Regions from separate parts of the Homo sapiens genome. Here region 2 is linked to region 1. Evidence: chromatin contacts called from ENCODE Hi-C or POLR2A ChIA-PET data. All regions are on one chromosome and are shown on one strand. The core of a region is the stretch at or near the end of the contact, and the rest is flanking DNA. Distances in the headings are between cores, read along the strand shown. Region 1 overlaps ZBTB7C (zinc finger and BTB domain containing 7C). Region 2 holds the start of ZBTB7C (zinc finger and BTB domain containing 7C).

The links. A loop is a pair of places that touch in the nucleus more often than their neighbours do. ChIA-PET counts read pairs that join two places held with the same protein, here RNA polymerase II (POLR2A). Pooled maps may share reads with other maps.
Region 2: a loop to region 1 is called in a map of psoas muscle, with 2.6 times the contacts of the local background. The contact joins the promoter of ZBTB7C here to the enhancer-like site in region 1. A Hi-C loop is called at or near these places in 3 of 168 maps with a recorded cell type or tissue (dorsolateral prefrontal cortex, gastrocnemius medialis and psoas muscle) and 7 of 50 pooled maps. POLR2A ChIA-PET finds 5 or more read pairs at or near these places in 3 of 52 experiments (H1, HEK293 and IMR-90).

What each region holds. Positions count from the first base shown.
Region 1 is chr18:48,292,676-48,296,364 of GRCh38, reverse strand. The region is part of intron 2 of ZBTB7C (zinc finger and BTB domain containing 7C); the gene reads left to right. Among named protein-coding and RNA genes, the nearest start is that of ZBTB7C-AS2, 42 kb to the right of the region's middle. RefSeq lists enhancers at 1-473, 1,493-1,787, 2,040-2,823. Within about 2 kb of position 1,949, at least 7 of the 41 ENCODE cell types and tissues checked have a DNase peak (open chromatin) inside an H3K27ac peak, as active enhancers do; they include gastrocnemius medialis and psoas muscle, where a contact is called at or near this core.
Region 2 is chr18:48,407,067-48,410,704 of GRCh38, reverse strand. It overlaps ZBTB7C (zinc finger and BTB domain containing 7C), which reads left to right and starts at 1,322. Exons shown (of 5, transcript NM_001318841.2): 1 at 1,322-1,479. RefSeq lists a silencer at 154-533 and enhancers at 1,804-2,421, 2,422-3,041.

The DNA of each region.
Region 1 (3,689 bases), core at 700-3,199:
ACTAGAGGCTCCCGAGTGAGGAGCCCTTTCTGAGAGCAGATTTCTGAGGGCACAGAAAGGGAGCCTAGAGGAGGAGGCTGCCACCCTGCCTGGCACAGGGTTCCATGGGATGCCCCCTCCCCATCCTGCATGGGGAGCAGCCCAGGCCTGCCTGGCAGCCATCCAGGGGGCCTGAGCAGGTGGTGGGGGGTGGTGAGAGGTTGGGCAGGTGCTGAGACCAAGGCGCATGGGCATGGCAGGTGGTTGGTGAGGCCCAGGCCACGGGCCATCTTCAGGGGGAGGTGCAGCCCCAGGAGGGAACTCTCTGGCTTGGAGGTAGCTCCCCTGTTGGACACTGACTGTGAGGTACCAGTGGAAGGGAGGGATTTATGCTATGGAGATGACCGAGCCCGGGATCCTAGCCAGTCTCTAATTGGGCCAATGCAAAACTCCGTCCTAGGATTGTTCAGATACTTGGAAGATATGTCTTTGTGTCTTTGGGATGGGTCCCCCACCTGACCCCTATCTCTTCCCCACTCGCCTGCGACTGCCCCCCTCCTGCTGCTGCTGGGCTGAGGGAGGAGGAGAAGCCAATGCGGACAGTGAGGGGCTCTTTCAGCTGCGTTGGCTCAGGCCTGCCACCTAGAGTTTCAGCTCCTTGTGAATTCCAGGCTGCTCTAGGCCTCTGAAACCATTTCAGCCCCAAAGTGAGCCAGGCCAGTAAAATGAGCTTTGTAAAGTTTTGTTGAATTGAATTTGACCACCAAGAGTTGCTTGTGTGTGGCAGCGGGTGGGTCAATTGTGCCTGACTTCCTCAGCTAAAAACAATCTTAGCCTGAGTCCTCTTGGGCTTGGGTCCTAGAAGGCCAGGCGTTCTGGGTCTGCCGGGGAAGGGAGAGGCTTCTAGCGCCCAACGCCACTGGATCCCGCCTTCCTCACATGACGCAGAGGAAACATTCTGGAAGGAGCACCCCACGAAGAGGCCACCAGGGACTGCTACCTCCACCTCCACAAAATCATGCTGAGTAAGCTAGAAACATCATCTGTGCAAGCCCCACGGAATGGTGTTAGAGATATCTGGAGCCTCAGTTCTGAAATGTGGCCCCTGGGCCACAGCAGCTTTACCTGGGGACTCATCAGAATGCATATTCCCAGGCCCACCCTGGACCTACCGAAGACTCCGGGGCATGGCTGGGTGCTCTGTGTTTAACAAGACGTTACTTGCAGGCAATGCTGATGTGTACAGAAATTGAGGCCTGGGCTTCTCCCCTGTGGAGGGGAAAGAGACAGGCAAGTGCAGTCAGAAAGCTTCCTGAGTGGCACTGACTTTCATGCCCAGGCCTGGTGTGTGCCCTCTCACCTCCTATTTTTCAAGCAGAAGCAGGATGCCCCAAGCAGGGAAATATTCTCTCCAGTGTACTGCAGCCAGCTTGCAGTAGGCAGAAATCAGAGCTCACGGTTCCTAATTCCTATTCAGTTGCTGAAGTTGTATAAATGAAAAAGAGGAGGCCAAGTGGCAGGGCAGCAGATTCAGGGAAGGTACAGATTAAAATTTTGGGAACTAATAACTCACTTAGCTGACTCATGGAGCCAAGATAGCCTTCCCTGCCACAGCCCTGGGGCTGCATGAGATCAGCTGGAATAACTGTCCTGCTGGTGTTGGGGGAGGGGTGAAGCCCTCTGTGTGGGGACAAGCAGTGACCAGGAAGGGAGGGGTGGGGGGCAGGTCAACAGCAGGCATGCCCTGATGTGGGGACCTTACCGTGTGGGTGGAGGGCAGCTGAGCGCCAGGTCCATCTCAGCTGCTAGAGAGCCTGGCAAATCCTCACAAATGGCCTCGCTCTGGGCTGCACCCAGCATTGTAGGAGCGGCAGGGACAGCTGGGAATTGCACTTCCTTCCCAGCACTGGCACCAGAGGAGCTGGCCTGGGGCACCTGTCAAGGGGATCAACATTTGGAGGCTTGTGTTATAATGGGAGCCAAGCTAGAAACAGAAAAAAACTCACCTAGGAACGGGGCCTGGGAGTGGGGGTGGGGGTGTGCAGGATTAATTTAATTAAGCCCTGCTTTGGGGACCAGGCTAAATTTAGTAGCTGCTTCGGCTGCTGGTTCAACGCCTTTCCCACAACTCCCTCCCATCTGCCCATTGTGCCTTCCGCAGGTGATTAATTTCAAATTCCAGGCTGGCATGTGCACACGCACCTGCTGATTGCCTAGTCCCCTCTCCAAGCCTCTGCTAATGTGCTCTCCGGGCTCCCAGGGGAAGGTGCATGCTGAACCACGCCAGCAGCTTGCTTGCCCTTCCCCAGGGAGGTAAACACCGCATTCGTGCTAATGACTCCCACGGTGGCCATAGCAGGCCCAGGCCCAAGCTCCAGCACCTCACCCAAGAAACACGGCCACAGCGGGCCTGATCTCCAGCTTGTTCATTTCATTGTTCTAGGTGAAGTTTAAACAAAAGGTTGAAAGGCTGGGCATCGTGGCTCATGCTGGTAATACCAGCACTTTGAGAGGCTTAGGCTGGAGGATTGCTTGAGGCCAGGAATTTGAGACCAGCCTGGCCAATATAGCAAGACCCTGTCTTTATTTATATTTTTTTTTCTTAAAGGTTGAAAAGTGTGCTAATGTTCTGGACCGAAGTGACTGAGACTACTAGAGTTTAAGCCTGTGCCTCATAGGGATGAGGGGAGAGGATTCTCTTACCCCCATTTTTGGTCCAGTTCTACACTCTTCTTCTTTGATGATTTATACTTGGTCTGTTCAGTCTTTGGACTGCTTTTATTCTAATTACCATCGCGCCTATTTGGGGAGCCATTTTGAAGTTTATTAGTATCTCCCCCAGATTTAAATTGTGTCAAAAAGAGAAGGGAATTGGGTGGGAGATGCTGCAAACAATACTAAGTGCCAGACGATGATTTATGGGTGCCGTGGCCTGAATGTTTAAACGTTTATGTCCCCTCAAAATTCCTATGTTGAAACCCTAATTCCTAATGTGATGATATTTGGGGATGGAGCATTTGAGAGGTGAATAGAGTCAGATGAGGTCATTAGGGTAGGGTGCTCATGAATGTTCTTGTAAAAAGAGGAACAGACTGGAGACATCTCTTTGTGTGCATGCAGTGAGGAAGGCCAAGTGAGGACATGAGCAGTAACGGAAATCAGCCAGCAGCTTGATCCTGGGCTTCCCAGCCTTCAGAACTGGGAGCAATACATTTCTAGTTTTGAAGCCACCCAGTCTATGGTATTTTTGTTATGGCAGCCCACACGGACTAAGACAGTGGTTTAGAGCACTTGTTTATCAAATGTTTGTTGAGTATTTCTGGTGGGCCGGACATTGTGCCAATGCAGAAGCTGTAATGCTGAGTGAGACACAGTTCCTGTCTCAAGGAGCTGATATTCTAAGGGAGTGAGAGATAAGCAAAGCTGACCATGGCAGGGGTGGGGGTGTCACCACAGTGCTTGCCACCGAGTGAGGGCTCAATGAATAGCAGCAGCAGTAATAGTAGTAGATTTCAATGCTTTATGCTGGGAGCTGGGCTCAATGGGTGAGAGCATGAAGGAGCTTTCTTTTTCTCACCTTGCTGTTTTCCATACCACTCCATGGACTCCTTTCCAGCTCCTGAATCAAATCTAGCTTTTCTTGTCATACCCAGGTATTGAGGAATGGCTTTGTTTTTAGGTATTGAAAGTCTAGCCCAGTTTAAAGCTTG
Region 2 (3,638 bases), core at 73-2,572, 110 kb before region 1:
AGCGCAGAGGGGTGGACTGCAAAAAGGTAGGAGGCAAAGCCAGCTCGAGTTTCCCCGGCCCGTAGCTGGAGGGAACATCTGCCCAAGTGTCGCCTCGCCCGAGAACGCTCACGCCCTCTCCAGGGCCAGGACCCTTCCTCCTCCCCTCGCACTGGCCCTTCGTGGCTTCCAGCACCGCTGAGCACTCGGCGTCCCAGCGAGATTCTCCTGCCCCGACAGACTCCGAGGGGGCGGGGCCCGGCGGGACGGGGCGGGGACAAGCCCTCCCCGGGCCCGCCCGTTGGCATTGTTGCGCGGTGATTGGACGCTTCGGAAGGCCGCCTTCCAGGCCGACCCGGGGAGTGACGGGCGGCCAGCGGCTGCTCCCCGGCGTGTGGGGTGCGGAGTGCGGGGCCCAAGGCTCCAGAGGGGTGGGGACTCCGGGCCGCAGCGCCGCCGAGCGCGATTGCCCGCTGAGATTCGGCGCCCCGGGGTGCGGCAAGCTTGCGGTTTCAGGTGCTGGCTAGGCGTCTTGGTGCGCTCGCTGGAGTGCCGAGAGCATTTGGGAAACTTAACTTCTCGCCCCCACTCCTTGCTCCCGACTTTCGGGTAGAAAAGCAGTTGCCGAGTTGTTTTATTTCCTCCCCCATCGGACTCTGTAAAAATAGCCGTGCGCCGGGGCGGCAGAGCCCATCTCTGCCGCACCGCTGCCCCGGGTCGGCAGAGCCCATCTCTGCCGCACCGCTGCCCCGGGTCGGGTGTGGACCTAAAAATACCCGGCGGTCCCAAGCCTGCGCTGGGGGTGCGGGCGGGTCCGGCCGGGCCGCAGAGGGCGTCAGGAGACCGGAGAAACGGCGGCCGCCTGGCCCCCTCGCCTCTGCCGGGGCTGTCCCTTTAAATCCTGGAGGAGGCAGAGAGAAAAAAGGAAAGAAAGAGAAAAGACGCGGAGCCCCGAGCGGTTGGTGGCGGTGCCCGGCCCCCCCACTCCGCCTCCGCGTCGGGTCCTGACTCCCGCCCGCAGCCTCCGCCAGTCCCGGGCGCCCCCCGCCGCGCCGCCCACTCGCCACAGTTACTGTCAAAATAGAAATTAGCGGAGCCGGGCGGGGGCTGCGGCGCAGCAAGTGCATGTGCCGCGCGGCGGGGAGGGGGCGGGCGCGAGCGACAGGCGACCGCACACATCCGGGCCCTTTAGCCCTGTGCGCCCCCCGAGCCGGCGGCGCGGGCGCGGGGCGCGGGGCGCGGGGCTGACAGCCGCGGCGCGGGAGGCGGGGCGCGGGGAGGGCGGAGGCGCGGCGCGGGGAGGGAGGAGCTGCCCGCTCGCCCGCTGCCGCCGCTCAGCTCCATACCCGCCGGCGCAGCCCCGCCACGAGACTCTGACAGCGGCGCGGCCGGCGAGGCTCGGGCGCGCAGGGACCGGCGGACACCGGCGGCGAAGGAGGACGCCAGGACTGCGTCCCGGAGCCAAGTGCGGGAGGCGCGCAGGGCCGGCGGCGCGCGGAGGTGAGCGGCTTCGCGCGCCGGGCTCGGGCGCCGGCTGCCGGGGTCGCGATCTCCACAGCACCTCGGCAGCCGAGGCAGTTCGGGAGGTCGCGGGGCGGCGGGCGGGTGGCTTTGCTTGGGCTGCGCCGGAAAGCGATTGCGGGGGCCGTTGCTAGGAGGCCGGCGGTCCGCGCGCCTTGGGGCGCCGGCTGGAGCAGGGGCGCCCTCCGCGCGGTGGGCAGGAGGCGGGGGGCTGCGGTGGCTATTCAGGGGCTCCGTGCGGCAGCCATGCAACGGAGGAGGCGGGAGGAGGGAGGGAGGGAAGGAGGGAGGGGAGAGCCAGCGGAGAGCGAGCCAGCGAGCGGGCGCCGCGCCTCCTGGCTGGCACCGCGGCCCGGAGCGAAGTGGCGCGCGGGGCTGGAAAGGAACTTCTGCGGGCGCGTGCGGCCCGGGGCTCGGCGGCGCCTGCGGGCCCGAGCGGGGCGGGCCCGTCGGCAGCCACAGGTGGTTTCTGCCAAAAGTTTTACCGCACTTCTGCCTGGAAGGCGCGGGAGCGTTTTGGTGAGTGACGTTTTCCTGGGACTTTTGCAGTCTCACTTCGCGCTGTCTTTTCTTGAAAATTGGAAAATGAGCTGGAAAGGCTGGGATCCAGCACCTCTCGATGAGATCTGAGCAGAGTACAGTCCTTGCCCGAGGTGTCGCTCATGCAGGACTCAAAGATCCTTGCTGCTGTCAAGTCGGGAAGCTGGGGGAAATGGGCGCACGCACACAGTTCCTCCAAGCCTCGGACAAGTGAAGCCGAGCCTGGCCCGGTGCCTGTCGCCGCGCGGGGTAGTGCGAGGTCTGTTCCCAGCGACACGCACGGGAACTGCGTGCGTCTTCTCTCAAGGTGTGTACGTCTCTTGCTCCGTTGAAAGCGAATTGTCTCTGGCCGCTGTGCTGCTTTGTTTTTCCGGTTGCTTGTCTGGTTTTACTAGGATGAAGGCCAGGAGGAGCCAAAGAAAAGCGAAGCGGCAGCTCCCGTTATCTTTGCAATCTGCAAAGCTGTGGAGGCTGGTACCCAACCTTCCGCGGCGCGGGCGCAAGGCCGAGGGGAGCTGGGGGTGGGTGGCGTGCGCTGCCTGTATGGGAAGTCTCGCTGGACCATGCGCAAGGCTAGAGCCGGAGTTTCTGGTGCTTCTAGGACAGAAAGAGGAGTGGGAGTGGGAAGGGAAGACCCCTTAAAAGAAGATATACTGTGCCCAGACCTGGGAGAGAGGCTCCGAGAAGTCCGGTGGCTTGGCCCTGTTCTTCATTGGCGGGGTTGAGGAATCCAGGGCAGCGAGGTAGAAACACCTCGGTAGGTCGTCCTGGGCTGAAAGAAATCATTATTCCCAGAGCGGGCCAGATACCCGGGTGTTGAAACTAGGTACAAAACTGCGTGAGAGGTGGAAACTCTCAGTCCTTCATTCTCCTTGGTCCGGTGGCTCCCGCTCCCTGCCCCCACAAGTACATGAGCAAAAAGCATGCCCTTTGCTTTATAGAAGGTCATAGGATTTTGAAGTTGAAAGAGACCCTAGAGATATTAGGAGCACTCATTTTACAGATGAGCAAACTCAGGCCCAAGGAAGGAAAGTGACCTGCTACAGTGGCTAGAGGCCCAGTGAGACTAGAAATGACATCAGCCTTCCAGGCAAGGGTGGAGAGACTTCCCTGGGCAAGGCCTGGTAGGGCTTGAGATCAGAAATGCCACCCCCACACCCCAAGCCCATCATGGCCTCTTTATCTGGTACTTTCTAAATCCATGCTTGCCAGCGAATGTGGTATATTTCCCGTCCCGTGCCCTTGGCTTAAAAAAACCAGGACTGTCACTGCAAAGTCCAGTCTGACACTATCCCAACTTTTCCTGCTCCCTCATTATCCCAAATTCCTCAAACTCCTTTTGTAACACAATGCAGCTTGATTAGCCAAGAAGAATTTGCAGCTTTTTTTCACTGAAGCACCCACTTTCCATAGGATGCCAGAACTCTGTTTTCCTGGTAATTAGATTTTACAGATATTTTTGAAAGGGAGCCCAATTTTGGATCAATTACACTTGGACACAAATGCTGTGCTGTTGTGGATACCAAATGAGAAAGATGAGCAATTATCTGGGGGTGTTGGAATAAATGTTGTTATGAGTATTTGACACAGCCATTAAA